Regions from separate parts of the Mus musculus genome. Here region 1 is linked to region 2. The links are chromatin loops, found by intact Hi-C in ENCODE. Cell type or tissue: heart. All regions are shown on one strand.

Region 1 (8,000 bases), 190 kb after region 2:
GGTGGAATCTCAAGGTTGTTTTGATTTGCATTTCCCTGATGACTGAGGATGTTGAACATTTCTTTCGGTGTTTCTCAGCCCTTTGAGTTTCCTTAGTTTAGAATTCTGTTTAGCTCTGTTCCCCATTTTTTAATAGGGTTATTTGGTTCTCTGGAGTCTAACTTCTTGAATTCTTTATATATATTGATATTAGCCCTCTATCAGATATAGAATTGGTAAATATCTTTTCTTAATCTGTTAGTTGCCGTTTTGTTCTATTGAACGTGTCCTTTGCCTTACAGAAACTTTGCAATTTTATGAGGTTCCATTTGTTGATTCTTGATCTTAGAGCATAAGCCATCAGTGTTTTGTTCAGGAACTTTCCCCCTGTACCCATGTGTTCAAGACTTTCCCCCACTTTCTATTAGATTAAGTGTATCTGGTTTTATGTGGAGGTCCTTGATCCACTTGGACTTGAGCTTTATACAAGGAGATAAGAATGGATCAATTTGCATTCTTCTACTTGTTGACTGCCAGTTGAACTAGCACCATTTGTTGAAAATGGTGTCTTTTTTCCACTGGATGGTTTTAGCTCCTTTGTCAAAGATCAAGTGCCTGTAGGTGTGTGGGATCATTTCTGGCTCTTTAATTCTATTCCATTGATCTACCTGCCTGTCACCATACCAATACCATGCAGTTTTTAATCACTATTGCTATGTAGTACAGCGTGATCATGGTGAATGATCATTTGGAGGTGTTCTTGGGTTCGGTTTGAGAGAAGTTTATGGAGTATTTTTGCGTCAATATTCATAAGGGAAATTGGTCTGAGGTTCTCTTTCTTTGTTGGGTCTTTGTGTGGTTTTGGTATCTGCATCACAGTGGCTTCATAGGATGAATTTGGTAGTGTTTCTTTTCTTTCTAGTTTGTGGAATCGTTTGAAGAGTGTTCGTATTAGGTCTTCTCTGAAGGTCTGATAGAATTCTGCACTAAAACCTTCTGGTCCTGGGCTTTTTTTGTTGTTGGGAGATTTTAATGACTGCTTCTACTTCTTTAGGGGTTATGGGACTGTTTAGAGGGTTTATCTGATCTGGATTTAACTTTAGTATTTGGTATCTGTCTAGAAAATTTTCCATTTCATCTAGATTTTCCAGTTTCATTGAATATAGGCTTTTGTAGTAGGATCTGGTGATTTTTGGCATCTCCCCAGTTTCTGTTGTTACATCTCGCTTTTAATTTCTGATTTTGTTTAGTTTGTATTTCCATGATCTGTCCATTGATGAGAGTGGGGTGTTGAAGTCTCCAATATTATTGTATGAGGTGCAATGTGTGCTTTGAGCTTTAATAGAGTTTCTTTTACATATGTGGGTGCCCTTGCGTTTGGAGCATAGATATTCAGAATTGAGTTCTTCATGGTAGATTTTTTCCTTTGATGAGCATGAAGTGTCCTTCCTATCCTTTTTTATAACTTTTGGTTGAAAGTTGATTTTATTCGATATTAGAATGGCCACTCCAGCTTGTTTCTTGGGACCATCTACTTGGAAAATTGTTTTCCAGCCCTTTACTCTGAGGTAGTGTCTGTCTTTGACACTGAGGTAAGTTTCCTGTATGTAGCAAAATGCTGGGTCCTGTTTATGTATTCAGTCTGTTAGTCTATATTTTGTAATTGGGGAATTGAGTCCATTGATATTAAGGGATATTAATGAATAGTGATTGTTGCTTCCCATTATTTTTGATGATATTTTTATGTTTGTGTAGCTATCTTCTTTTGGTTTTGTTGAAAGAAGATTACTTTCTTGCTTTTTCTAGGGTGTAGTTTCCCTCCTTGTGTTGGTGTTTTCCATCTATTAACCTATGTAGTACTGGATTTGTGGAAAGATATTATGTAAATTTGTTTGTTTTTTTTTTCATGGAATATCTAGTTTTCTCCATCTATGGTAATTGAGAGTTTTGCTGGGTATAGTAGCCTGGACTGGCACTTGTGTTCTCTTAGGGTCTGTATGATACCTGCTCAGGATCTCTTAGCTTTCATAGTCTCTGGTGAATACTCTGTGGTAATTCTGATAGGTCTGCCTTTATATGTTACTTGACCTTTTTCCCTTACTGCTTTTAATATTCTATCTTTATTTAGTGCATTTGGTGTTTTGACTATTATGTAATGGGAGGGATTTATTTTCTTGTCCAATCTATTTGGAGTTCTGTAGGCTTCTTGGATGTTCATGGGCATATCTTTCTTTAAGTTAGGGAATTTTTTCTATAATTTTGTTGAAGATATTTACTGGCCCTTTAAGTTGGGAATCTTCACTCTCTTCTATACTTATTATCCTTAGGTTTAGTCTTCTCATTGTGTCCTGGATTTCCTGGATGTTTTGGGTTAGGAGATTTTTGCATTTTGCATTTTCTTTGAATCTTGTGTCAATGTTTTCTATGGTATCTTCTGCACCTGAGAGTCTCTCTTCTATCTCTTGTGTTCTGTTGGTGATGCTTGCATCTTGATCTCTTTCCTAGGTTTTCTATCTCCCGTGTTGTCTCTCTTTGTGATGTCTTTATTGTTTCTATTTCCATTTTTATATCCTGGATGGTTTTCTTCAATTCCTTCACCTGTTTAGTTGTGTTTTCCTGTAATTCTTTAAGGGATTTTTGTGTTTCATCTTTAAGGGCTTCTAGCTGTTTATCTGTGTTCTCCTGTATTTCTTTAAGGGAGTTATTTATGTCCTTCTTAAAGTCCCCTATCATCATCATGAGATGTGATTTTAAATCAGAGTCTTGCTTTTCTGGTGTGTTGGGGTATCCGGGGCTTGCTATGATGGGAGAACTGGGTTCTGATGATGCCAAGTAGCCTTGGTTTCTGTTGCTTTTATTCTTGCACTTGCCTCTCACCATCTGGTTATCTCTGGTGTTAGCTCGTTTGGCTGTCTCTGGTTATGGCTTGTTCCTCGTGCAAGTCTGTATTCCTGGGAGACCAGTTCTCTCAAGGAGGAATTTGGGTATGGAGAACTGTGGCACAGGGTCAGTTCCAGGTGCAGATGGAAACCGGAAGAATCCTGTCCAAGGCTACTCCTCGGTTCCTGTGTCCTGATGGTTCCAGGCGGGTCCCTCTGAGCAGAAGTGCCTGTGCTCACAGGCGTGCCCACACTCCTGGGAGACCAGCTCTTTCCTGGCGGTATTTGGGTATGGAGCGCTGTGGCATAGGATCCACTCTGGGTATTGTGGCACAGCTCAATATTACTCTTCTAAGAAATTAACACTAACAAAATTTATAATTACTTATCAGTACATTTAAAATAGCAGGGGAAAGAGCTGTTGTGTGTTAATATATGTAACATGTTACCATGGAGAGCAATGCTGTGAAAGAGCAGCCTTGTTTTACATTTGACATTTTGAAAATCTCTTAGCTGTGTGGCTTTATTTGACGCTAGAGGGTCTTCATATAGACCCTAGCTCCCCTTCTGGAGAGATCTGCTGCTTTCTGGGGCTCATGAGAGCAACCTGGCTTCACGCAGTCACATGGCTAGGAGATGGAATTGTGGGAATTCTTCAATGGGACCTGGAGTCCGTCGGTGGCAGCTTTGTAGCAGATGAATGAGGGGGAGTCAGAAACCATCCTTGCCTAACAGAAGGTTTCCGCATCTCCAATGTGTAGGTCACATGTGAGTCTCTGGGATGTCCTGGCTCTTAAAGCACACAACATAAAATGTCACTCAGGGACACCACTCCCAACTGTGTCATGGGTGCTCTGTGTTGTTAAACATTGCAAAAATCAAGTTCACAGTGAGTGGTTTAAGTCTGCAAAATGTTGACTTTTTTCTTAAAAGCCTGAGATTTATCCTGGGCCACAAATACCGACAACGAAGATCAGTATTGCTCCTTTCTGAGCACTTGAGTCTGTCTGGCACTTGGGTCTGAATGCTGGTCACAGGTGTTGCGGTAAAGGGACTGGTCCAAGGGATATTCATTCCCAAGACACAACGATATTGCTTTCCAGTACTTGTTATGACTCGGTGGGTCCCATGAGATCGTTGTGCCAGCTTCCCATTTAGTCACAGGAAGTGTTACAAAGGCACCCGAGAGTGTCTGTGTTGAGCACCTGCGCATTGCTCGATGATGTTGTGTTCTGCTTTCTTGGCTCTGAGGATAGGCTGTAGTGGGGAAGATGGGACTCTGGTACCGCTGGAAATACTGGAGAAACACAGGCATGTCTGCCCAACACATTCGGCCCGCACAGCACCACAGCACAAGAGCAGGAATTGCCTTATGAGAATCCTTGGCCTTCTAAATTCCCTGAATGTGGGCAATAGCCCAAAAAAACAAGGACATAGATCATTCTAATTTGATCCAGGAGTGTCTTTGTAGGAGGATTATAGCTAGTTATACACATTAACTAGCATCGAAGTTACTGAGCCTCCCCATATATAGTGTGTGCCCTAAAAACAAATTTGTAGTGTGATCTGCTTTGTTTTTTTCTTCATCCAAACTGGAAGGACATGGAGGTTATAGTTCTGAGTAGTGGGTGCCCCCTGCTGGTCATTACTGGAAGTGGCACGGTAAATAGTGGCATCAGAACTGCAAGGCTGGCTGTACCCAGCAGCTCCCTTCTCAAAAGGCAGAATATTTTAGAGTGCTCGGCCACAGACAGAGCCTGCCCTCAAGCTCATTTTCAACTGTCGAAACTGTTTTTAAAAGGTTCAAGTTTGCTTTTCACGATTCTAAACATCTTCTGGTTTCCAGTAAACCTGGGCACTGCCAGCCCTAAATGGTAAAGTAGGGGCTATGCTGTCACATGAGAGCATAGAGTCTGTGCTCAGGCGAGAGGAGTCATCTGTCTTTCTATGTGTGTGCATGCATATGTGCTGGGGCAGAAAGAGAGTGAGCAGGTAGATGAAAAGAAACAGTAGAAAGAAAACTTGTATTTATTTAGAAGAGGTGACATCTTGTCTGTATCTCTGCGCTCACCTACCCAGCCATCACCCCTGCACATGGAGATGGGGCTGCAGCCATGGCCATACTACATTGGCACTCATCAGGTCTGCATACACTCTCACTGATGCTCTTCCGCAAACTGTCCCATACTTGTTGACTTGGAACCACATGAGTCCACCCCATCTCAGCAAAGAGATCTTCTCATTGGAACACGGGCTCCCAGCTACCCACCTCCACAAGTGCTCTCTATCAGACGTGCAACGGGCTGATAACTGAACACTTGGTGCCTGCCACAGGTTAATGGGGGCTCCCAATCCCAGGGGTGCCCGGGCAAGGTGAGCTTTGTGGCCTCTGAGGACACTATCTGGGGGCCAAAAACTAGGAAGGTTTCATCGCTCGGGAAAGTGATATTTGGACTGTTTTTGCAAGACCTCTATGATTGCAGCAGGCAGAAAGGAAAGGTAGCTTACTTGAAGTTAATTAAGCCTTCAGACAGGTGTGTTCCTGAAATGCATACTATGGGGACTGCAAACACAGCTCAGCAGAGTGCTTACCCAGCATGCATGAAGCCTTGGGTTTGGCCCCCAGTACCACATAAAATGTGGCAGTGCCAAGCATCATAAAGGCACTGTTTGATGCTGTTCCTGGGCTTGGACAACCTGGACTGACTCTCCACTGCTCTTAGTGGAAATTTGCTACACACCTTTTGCTTATACTTGTATTTCTCACTGTTAAAGGCCTCGCTCTGAAAGCTAGAACTGGGATCACAAACGCTAGTGCAAACAGGAGTGAAATTAATGGAAGTTCCCTGGAAAAACTGTTATGCAGAAAAGCAAGTCTTTCTTAGAGCTTATTACTTCGATATATGTTTAGATCATTAATGAAGTTATTAGTAAGCATGAGACAGAGGATTTGAGAAAAAAAAAACAGTCTTTCAAATCAACAACTATTATATTACATCCTTTGGGGATTATAGCAGGAGAAGGGACACCAGGCTGAAGGGCTTTTGTGGTTTCCATAGTATGATACATTTTTCTGAGGTCCTAGAACAGTCTCCATTTTCTGGTTTTTTTTTTTCTTAATAATAAAAATTGGGGTATTCCAAGGACTTGTTGCAGGTTCATTATGGCCCACATCTAACTGCTCTTGAACTAGAACTTCTGCCACCTGGATGTTTTTCTTGGGTTAGGGGCTATTGCTCCACCCAGACCTCCATCAGACCTTCAGGTTATAAGGTCAACTGTTCTGCAATGGCCTTAATTAAAATTTCCGATACCCTATTCTGCTTGTTTATAGGTTCTATTGGAAATAATCTTCCTTAACCATCTTTTCCTAATCCTTTTGGGGGATCATATACCACATCTAACATTTGAGAGGAAACTATTTCATTAGGGCTTTACCAAAAGGGGGTCTGTTTGTCTCCCTGCTCCTGCATCCACTTGCTCCAAGTCCTGCCCTCAGCCGGAACATAGCAACCCAGGCCTGTAGTCCAGCACTTGGAAGGTAGAGGCAGGAGAATGAGAAGTTCGAATTTATCCTTAGCTCTGTAGCAAGTTTGAGACCAGACTGTCTGTTTTCTCAAAGAGGAGAAGGAAAAAGTGCATACATTCTAGACAAACAAGACATTTCTTTCAAAGATATATCACCATTGAGAGACACAGCTTATCGATAAGAGGAGTGATACCGGCTATACCATCTACTTCAAGTATTCAGATTCTGCAGCAGTTATGGGATGTGCACACTCCAAGTCAGAATGCACAGTGGCCTCCCTTCTTGCACCACATTTCCCCCCAGAGGTAAAGTCCCACCTCCCTAGAGAGTTCAAACCAAGACCATCTGGTGCTGGGGCTGCCTGAGCTGGCTCTGGTGTAGTAGTGACCAGATGTGCCTGGTCACTGAGCTGTGTGGCTCAGGTTAGCAGACAGTGATAGGGTGGTTTGTCTCCAGAACCAAACAAAATAACATCAGGCTGACTATATCACGCATAGGTGCTTTTAAATCGTGCTCAGTAGGTTCTGGCACCCAGCAGTGTGTTTGGGGAACCATAGGTCACTGTGGCCTGTTATCCATGTCTTCAGGAAAAGGAGAGTAGTCACTCAGGATCACCGAGATCAGGGGTTGGTTCATTCTCGTGTTGTCCATGTCAGGAAACAAATTCTGGTCCTTCCTCTTTGTTCCCTCCCCATCACCACCTCTCTTGTTCCCACCTCCCCATCACCGCCTCTCTCGTTCCCACCTGCCCATATCACTATGAGAGCCAGACACTGAGCTTAGTGTGGGCTTCTCCATGTGAGAGACAAAGAAGCAGCATCATGGTGGCAGCGTGTGACTGAACATGCCACCTTTGCTGTTCCAGAAGGTGGAGACACAATTAGAACTGGGGAATTGTGCTCCAAGAACCACAGTTTAAGCAGCCTTCACAATGACAGCGGAGGCCTGGGCTGGATTCTCTTTGCACCAACTGTAACACTGACTACATAGGCTCCGCTGTCCACCTGCCTACCTCTGCAACCCTACTGAGGGAGGTGCAATTAGCAAAGGAGAGAAACAAAAAAGTTCTTCCATGTGGACTCAGAAACATGCTTTCCTGCTATTGAAAAAATCTCCCGCGCATCTAAAAATCATCCAAGGATTTCCTTCCCTAGGCACCCTGAGTATGTCTTGTGTCACTCAAGTGGCCCAGATTCCTGTGTGCCATAAAGTCAAGAGACCTCACGGATGGGCCAAGCAATCTGAAGGGCAGAGAGAGGCTAGAGAAGGCCAGACATGGCTGACTCGTGAGCAGCATCTCATCCTGGGCACTATTATGGATAGGTTTGCAGGTTCAGGGTCGGGCGGTTTGGGCAGAGTGTGAACAGGAGAGGGACACCTCATGATTATCACAAGTTCAAGGACATGGTGAGGATGAACCCTCAGAAGTTTGTACTCAAGAGGCCAGAAGCTTAGCAACCATTGCCCTGTTGGCCAGGATTGCTGTTCCCGATGGCAAAGCCAGCTCTCTCCACCCTCCATGTGCCTTTTGCTGAGTCGTATGCGCTGATGGGACCCAAGCCCCAGCTTTACTGGCCTAGTCAGCCACACACAGTGAACGTGTATTCCCAAAC
Region 2 (8,000 bases):
ATAGATCTGTGGCTTCAACATGCTTAAGCAAGAGGGACCAGCTAGGGCAGGATCTGGTACTGGCAATGGTAGCAGGCAAGTGTCTGCTCAGCGCGTGACCAGGTAAGCCGAAAAACAGAACAAAACAGACACAGGATGAGGCTATTGTCCTCCTACACAGGGCTCCCTTTCTCACAAGAGAACTGTAGTATGCACTTGTCTAAGTAGCATCTGGGCTCAGCAGCCTGCACATGACGATTTGTTTGGCTGACAAAGAGATCAAAGTAAAAGAAAGCTCCGATACAAGCCCCACAGGGATACATCTGATTACCTCTGTGCATTTTTGTGTCCTTGGAGAATACACAAGTTCCTTCCAAGAGGCTTTTTTTTTTTTTAAGAAAACTGCCAAATTTCAGATCCTTCAGTGTTTAAGACCCAGGTGGCCTGCTCTTTGACCCCAGACAAAAATAGAACCCCTAAAAGTATGTGTTGGGGGGGGGGAGAAGTGGAACATAGAGCAGCCTTTCCTCAGGTATCAATCTCTTCCTCTCCTTTTGAGTTGGGGTGTGTGAGAACAGACTGTCTACAAGTCACATATACCCTAGTACTTACTGCTCTCATTGTATCCCAAAGCTACAGAAGCCTTGTTCTTAGGAACTGGAGTGAGCATGCCTTAGCAGGGATAGCTTCTCCTGTTTGGAATCATGTACAGAGTAGAACTCTGAAAGATAACACCCTCCCCAGGATAGGGTACCCCAAGATAACTCAGATATCTCTCTGGAACTGCTCATCTTTGTTCAGAACCATAATTTCTACTTCGACGCCAGCCCCACCTTAGACAAAGACAGCACCTATAGATCCATGCACACATACTCTCCAAAAGGAGGGGGAAAAAGTGTTCCAGCCAAATCTCTCTCATATATGTGACATTTGGAACTGCCAAGTATAGTGGCCTACAAGCCTATGCTTGAGCATGCCTAAGCACATACGTGTGCATCAATTGCCAAAAGAGAAAACATACTTATGTAGTAAAGGGGAAAAAATGAACTGTCTAGGAGGCAGAAGACCCCGGAGCAAGCCCAGTCATAGGCCTTAGGGTTATTCCAACAACCCAAGAGTCTATGGGCCCCACCTTCTCCCATTACCTCCAAACCAGGGTCAATCCATGGAGTCCCTTTTGGAAAGTATGGTCTCTGCCGACCACAATCTAAGGGAAAGAGTACAAGCTCGTACGAAGATGCTCCATGTGCAGCACCCATAAATCACATATACAGGGATGGGGGAAGTACACACCTGGGGGAAGCCTCGGGCTCGGAGGACAGCTGGGAGCATGGAGTCCACACCCTTCAAGGCAATTGAGTCAACAAGCAAGTCTAAGCAGAGATTTGCTGAATACTGCCTGCAGGTGTGTGAGTGGCCACTGGGTCATGTGGCTACTGTGGACTGGCCCAGGGCCAGGGAAGCAGGATTGCGGGAGTCAACCCAGCCAGAAGGGAACATGGTCACCCACCTGGTGGCTAGACTCTAAGGGGCTCCTGGGTACACACCTAGAGCAGTCCTGAGGAGGGTCTCAACCCTGACACCCCATGTCCCTGCGCGGAGGTCCACTCCCGTTAAGGAGTGAGTGGTACTTAGGAGCAGTAGCAAGAAAGCTCATTTACAACCTGGCAGCTTCTGCCTGGAGAAAGCTAGGCAAAAAGCGCGGCTTACCAGCGAGAAAGCAGACAAAGGCTCGGTGCGCACGCGGTGGACTGTGGCACCAAATCCACGCTCAGGGTGGAGCAGATGCCCGAGTCTCACAATTTCCCACGGATGTGCCCTCTCAGAGCACAGACTCTCCCACCAGGTCCCGCCTGGTCCCTTTCCCGCCCCGGTGTTCTGGTCCTCACCCTGCTCACCCTCCATCCACAACAGCAGCGACTCCCTCCTCTGCGCGTCTGGAGCTTCTTTCCTAAACATCGTCTGCCTGCCTGCCTGCCTCCTTCCTTCCTTCCTTCCAGTGAAGCTGCTTTTGACTTCTTTGCTCAATCTTGTCCCCCTCCCCCTATGACACGCCCTCTGTTGCCCCTGCCCCAGAAGGCTTGCAGACCTGCACCCGGGAGGGGCAGGTCAGAAAGGTCATGCTACAGTTGTCCCGCGGGTCCGAAGGAACCAGAGGTGCCTTTTTCTTCTATGCTAACGCCCCATTGTTCCTTGGCTTTCTTCACCCACCCTTGCACCAGCTCCCCAGAATCTGCGTGAGGTGGGCTGGGGGGCGGGGGGAAAGTGCTGCGTCCTTTTCATGAGGGTGGGTGCACCCAGCTCCATACCACTGGTCCGCGCGCCAGAACACAGTCACTGCAGGCTCGGGCACAGCCCTCCTTCACATTTGGAATCCTGGGCTTCCTGAGCCTTGCCTATCCCCATGGCTGCGTCAGGAATCCAGCGGTTTAGATCCCCAGGACCCCCCCAGTGGAAGGAAGCATATATACTCCAGTCAAGTGATCACAGGCTAGAGAGAAATGTAGAGTAATCGGTGACAAACTTGATGGTCTAAATCATGAGTCGGGTCAATGTGGCCAGGGACAGCTCTAGGAAGCAGGTTAGTTTCTAAACGTCCGGCTCCAACACCCTCCGGGTCACGCTTCCTCTGTGCGCACGCCGGGCTGGGGAAAGCCGGGTGTCCCTACGCTGATGGGCGGTCCCGAACGTCCCTGAGGTGCCACCAGCTTCCTGAGACCCACTGGCCAATATTGGTCTGGTACACACACACACCTTGCAGACTACCCACTACCGTAGCAGCTCCCTCCCCACCCCACGATCTGAACCCCCGATTTGTCCCCACCAAGCCAGAAAACCACCCCGGCCACGGGGAACGTGGGGCCGGGCCACTTACTGGGGCTGAGGAAACACTCGGTCAGCCTTCGGAAGCAACTCGCATTGTTAGAGGGTCCATCTTCCATGTCGGAGCCGAAGGGCAGCGGCCAAACGGTGGCAAGGGGGAAGGCGGCGCCTCGGGGCCGCCAAAGAGTTCGGCCACCGGCGGCAGAGCCGGGGCCGAGGCCAGGGCAGCCCCCGCCGGCGCCCGGAAAATCCGAGGAGTCCGCGCGGCGTGCACCCGGGTGTAGGGGAAGCCGCGGCGGCGGAGATGGCCGGGGCCCGGCGCGGGCAGGGAGCAGCAAGCCTTGAATCGCAGGCGAGAGGAAGAGCCGCCGCCGCCCGCCGCTGCCACCGCTGCTGCCACCGCTGCTGCGGTGACTACTGCCTGGGGGGACGCTCAAGGGAGCTGCCTCTTGTCCTCCTCCTCCGCCGCCGCCGCCAGCATCGCCGCCGCCGCCTCCTCCTCCTCCAGCCGCCGCTGCGCCCTCCCTTCTCGGGAGACGCGCGGGGAGGTGGAAGGCAGATGAGGAGGGGACAAGAGGGGGAGGGGGGAGGGGGGGCGGCGGCCAGAAGTACCAGGAAGATGAAAAGGAGGAGGAGGGGACAGGGGAGGAGAAGGCAAGCGCCCAGGGAGCACGGGCCGCCACCCAACCACAGCCTCCGGCACGGAGAGCGGAGAGGGCGCTGGGGCCCCCAGTGGGGCTGGCGTGGCCTGCGGGAGACAGGGACCGGGACAGGGGCGGGGGCGCCGCTAGCTCCTCCCGGCTGCAGCCAAGCAGCTCCCGGGCCAGGCTCAGGCCCACTGTACTCCGCCCGCTGGCCGCGCCGCACCGGGGTTCCAGAGGGACTTGGACACGGCCGGGCTCGTCCCCAGACTCCCGCAGTGGGGCCTGGGGGTGGGGAGCGAGCCGCTCCTCCGGGCTAGCCATGGCCCTCCTCCCCAGCTTGCAAGGGGGGCAGGCGGGAGGGCGCGGCGGCCCGGACTCTGCGGGCTCCGCCCCCGCAGCACCGGCCCTCCCCGCGACGCTGCCCAGGCTCTGGTCCGGTCCGCCTCTCGGGTCTAGGGTGCCTCTCCGGCCCGGGGGTTCACATCGTGTTCCCTTTGGGATTCAATAGGACCGCGGGCGGGGGGACGAGTCCCGATCGCTGCGCCGGGGTGCGGGCTGGTACGCACGATCCGCGTCCTTCCCGGCCTGGCGAGGCTGCCGGGACGCTGCCTGCGGGCGTGGCGTGGTGTGTGCAAGCTCCGGCCGGCGCCTGAGCCGCGGCGGCTGCTCCAGAGCAGCGGAGAAAAGCGCCGCAGTGCTGCTGCCCGTGGAGGCGGCGGTGGTGGCGGCGGCAGAAGACGCCCACTGGCGGAGCAGGCGCTCCCCGAACCGCCACCGCCCGCGCCCACGTTGCGCGTCCACTGGAACTCAGGTCCCAGCACCCTGGCACTCTGCGTGTGGTGTGTGCCCCTGGCCCGCTAGTCTCCCTGGAGGTGGCACATCTGGATCTGGCGTTCCAGATGCTAAACCCACAGCCTAGCCTCTGTTCCAGCTGTGTGCAAACCACATCCGCCTGTGGGCGGGTGACCTGAACCAGGGAATCCTCTCTCCAGCCCCGCAGTATCAACAGAGAAGGCTTTTGGTCAGAGCTCCTGGAGGGGGGGATTCAAATTTGGACATTTAGCAAGTTTAAAATCAAGGCAGAGTTCCCATTAGAATGTCTCAAAAGGCGGTTCTTTCCGGGACTGCCTTGCCAATACCCACTTTAAAGCGAACTTTAGGTATGTCAGCCCACTTTGTCCTGGTGGGTCTGGAAGATAGAAGGAGCAAACTAGGGTTCGCACACAAAATGTAAAGAGTTCATTGCTTTAAAACCCAGAGACCATCTGTCACCAGTGGCTTACTTGGGCCCCCTATTCCTTCAACAGCCTGGAGACCGCTGCTGTAGAAAAAGTCTGGCGCAATGGGCGCTGAGAACAGGAACTTTGAGAGTTGGGGGAAGCTGACTAGCCAAGGAGCGCAGGTGCAGGTGTTGGCGATCCTGCCCTTGCCGACTCCCCTCAACCACCTCTGCACACCCGTTTTGAGTGTCCTGATTGCCTCTTGGTAGAACAGTCAGCGTCCTAAAGACCAACAGCTCAGCACCTAAGCTTATGCTGCCGTGCAGCGGCTTGGCTGATCCAGGGCTGGGACTCTGAGTATGAGACCTGCAGGGATGGCAGGAACAGTTTCTCCTCGTCGCAGTTTTCTTTTTTATTCGGATGATTTTCATGTTTTGATTTGCAGTGAATTCCACATTCTTCTGCAATACACTCTTTTCCCGGACTCCTGTCTCCTGATTCCAAACCCCTAAGAGTGGAAAAGGAACAGTCACGGTTGCACCGGATTGACCAGGTGGCATTCTGAGGACCTGATACTTCAGGCGTCCTCTTTAAAGTTCCCGACATTTTGGCAATTCTGAGAAGGACAGTCTCAGAGTGTAGCATAATAGCAGGAGCCAGCCAGTCCACCTCACCATGAGATCCCTGCGCTTGCAGAACAAAGAACCAGATCAATGATTCTTACCTTGGGGGCCAAGAGTGCCTTTCCATCCCCCAACCCCTGGCCCTAGTGAAGAAGAAAATATAGACAGGAGTAGCACCACCAGGCTCCATCTGCAGCCTAGGACTTGCATCTTCTACAGCCCCGCAGACTGCCCTTGCTCACTTGGCTGAGAGCAAGTTCCCTGTTCGCGAGACGGGAACGTGTTTAGGCAAAGGGATTTCTCCTTCAAGAGTTAATCGTTCATTCTTTACAAAAGTTTCTCCTTGCCACTTAAGGCTTATCAGTTGTAGGTTTTTGAGGCATTGAAACGATTTCCAGGCGCTCGAAAACTTACTTCTAGATGGATATAAGCTGCCTTGAAGCCGCAGGAGCCGGGAAAGCTTTACACATTTGCTCTGTTAGTCTTTGTTAGATCGAACTGCAAAATCTCTCTCTCTCTCTCTTTCTCGTTAACCCTTTTCCAGAGTCGACCTTCTTCCTATTTTACATCATTTTTCTCCCATTGCTTGCTGGAAACAAATCTGTATCCTGGACAAATAACAAAGTCACAAAGTGTAACGAAGGAAAGGGAACACTAGGAAGAGGAACAAAAAAGCAATTACATTTTGATTGTCCCCCTACCTCCCTTAACACTGGCATCCTCCGCTGTTCATTTAAGTCTTCTAGGCACTTGGCTACTTATATTTGGAACACACATCTAAAGATTCCAGTCTTGGATGGCTTGTTTCCCTTGCCTCTTTGCATTTCTCTGCTGATCACACCAGGAAGCAGAGAAGACTGGGTTGCTGGACCTTGTCACTTCAAACTCCTTGTGAATAAACACATTCCTGAGCCTGCAGGAGTGGTAGCATTCTTAAACTTGACCAGGTAGTTACTGTTGGGATGGCATCCGATTGTAGCTCAAGCGGAGGGCAACTGTGGCTGCCTGATAGGGGTCCTGCCAAAGGTAATCGGGTATAGGAGCTGTCTCAACGATCTTGGTTAAAATGATTCTCCTCACCTCAGGTGAACAGTCAACACAACTTGCTGGAGTTGAAAACTAAAAGAATAAACTAAAAGACAGCAGTTAGAGGTTAGCACCAGCAGACACGGAGTTATGCGGACTGCACTGGCACCCTTGTGGAGCACCCACATATAGACAAAGGCTAAACACTGAGCCCTCCCCCTGGCTCCCACGGAGTGCTGCACCCATGTAAATTTCAGATTGGCTTTTAGTGTTTTATGCCTAAAAATTCACCCATACAGCGGGTAGTAACTGCCTGCTTATTACCTAACTTGTATCATATGCTCTTAAATATTATGGTTCAAGAGAGAGCCCAAGAAACGTGGAAATAATGATTTTCTTTGAAAGCATATAACTTTTATTTGGCTAATAATCAACATGATTAACATTTGATAAACTTTTTGGTAGACCTACAGGTCTGTGTTTTTTTTTTTAAATGAATTCCTGTAGTTTTATATATTTTCCAGAAAGGGGTGGGGTGGGGTGGGAGACCTGTTTTTCTCTTTTAAAGTGCTAATATCCTAACTTTACTAACACATGAAAACCAAGGTTAATTCAATGTTAAACTGACCTTTTTAAACACACAAGGTTTATATATTTTCTTAAAGCCCCTTTCTCTTTGCCTTGATTTTAACCTTTAGAACTTACAACATGGAGCCAGGCTTTCCTAAGCTGGTAGCTATTGTTGCCAACTCAAACTCAGAGGATTGAACTGCTGGTTATCAGTAAGGTTATTTCCACAGACCTTCTGTGTTCCAAAAAGATAACCCACCCACCACCTCGTGTGGTCAGTGTGGGGTTTATCTTCCCCACACTTCCCCAGGACCTCCTAAGCCCACGCACCTCCTTTCAGGGCTGCATGTAACTCTGAGTTACCAGGAAGTTTCCTTCAATGTCTCTCACCCTCAGTCCACCACAGCTTACTTTCTAGACTCCTGGAATTTGTTTCTTGCTAGCATATCTCAAGAAAGTTACTGCCTGTGTGATTCATAATGACAATTCCATTTTAAACAGTCTGACACTGGGGGAATTGCTATTCCATAACATTTATAAAAAAGACAGACAGACAGACAGATACTCCTTTACGTTTCACCTGCTAAAAGATCACAAATGTCTATTATTGGTGATGTTAAAAAACTTTGCCTAGGGTGAGAGTTGTATTTTTATAGTGCTGTCATAGACAAGCCTAAGAGGGAAAAAAATGGGATATTATAATTCTAGTAAGAAAAATACTATTGAAATCAATTCTAGGTTGTGGAAATCTTAAAAAGAAGGGGGAGGGGAGGGGGAGGGGAGGGGGAAGGGAGGGGGAGGGGAGGGGGAGGGGAGGGGGAGGGGGAGGAGCTGATTTTCACTTACTGTATAAATACCCACCTCACCAACCAAATTACTTTATACACTTAAACATTCTATATTAGAGAAGTTTTAATTTTGTTATTTTATGTGATAAAACAAATAGCCAGTATAGCTTGCATTATCCTTTCCTTAGTGAACACCAGAATACTGCTTAGTTATTTTTGTTTTGATTTGTTACAATATGAATACTTGACAAAAATCTCAAGAATTCATGCCTTCTGAGGAAAGGGAGATATATAATGTGTGTGTGTGTGTTTTCTTGACAGAAATAA

Evidence for each region. Peaks named below come from ENCODE experiments on the same cell type or tissue, not always from the same donor. Only the 100,000 strongest peaks of a DNase experiment are listed, where the experiment ranks them.
Region 1: it touches region 2 in a loop (4-fold over the local background); 20 of 42 quality-filtered maps call a loop at or near these places.

What each region holds. Positions count from the first base shown.
Region 1 is chr17:8,610,853-8,618,852 of GRCm38, reverse strand. It overlaps a transcript of Pde10a not described here. Among named protein-coding and RNA genes, the nearest start is that of Gm46585, 120 kb to the left of the region's middle. In heart, a CTCF peak has its summit at 4,506 (motif pointing left); no DNase peak of the experiment used is centred here; H3K27me3 peaks cover 1,744 bases.
Region 2 is chr17:8,797,000-8,804,999 of GRCm38, reverse strand. It overlaps Pde10a (phosphodiesterase 10A), which reads right to left and starts at 3,255. Exons shown (of 22, transcript NM_011866.2): 1 at 2,855-3,255. The coding sequence starts at 2,921. In heart, a CTCF peak has its summit at 4,169; DNase peaks (open chromatin) are centred at 1,471, 2,719, 3,689 and 4,319; H3K4me3 peaks cover 3,734 bases; H3K27ac peaks cover 2,338 bases; H3K27me3 peaks cover 6,647 bases.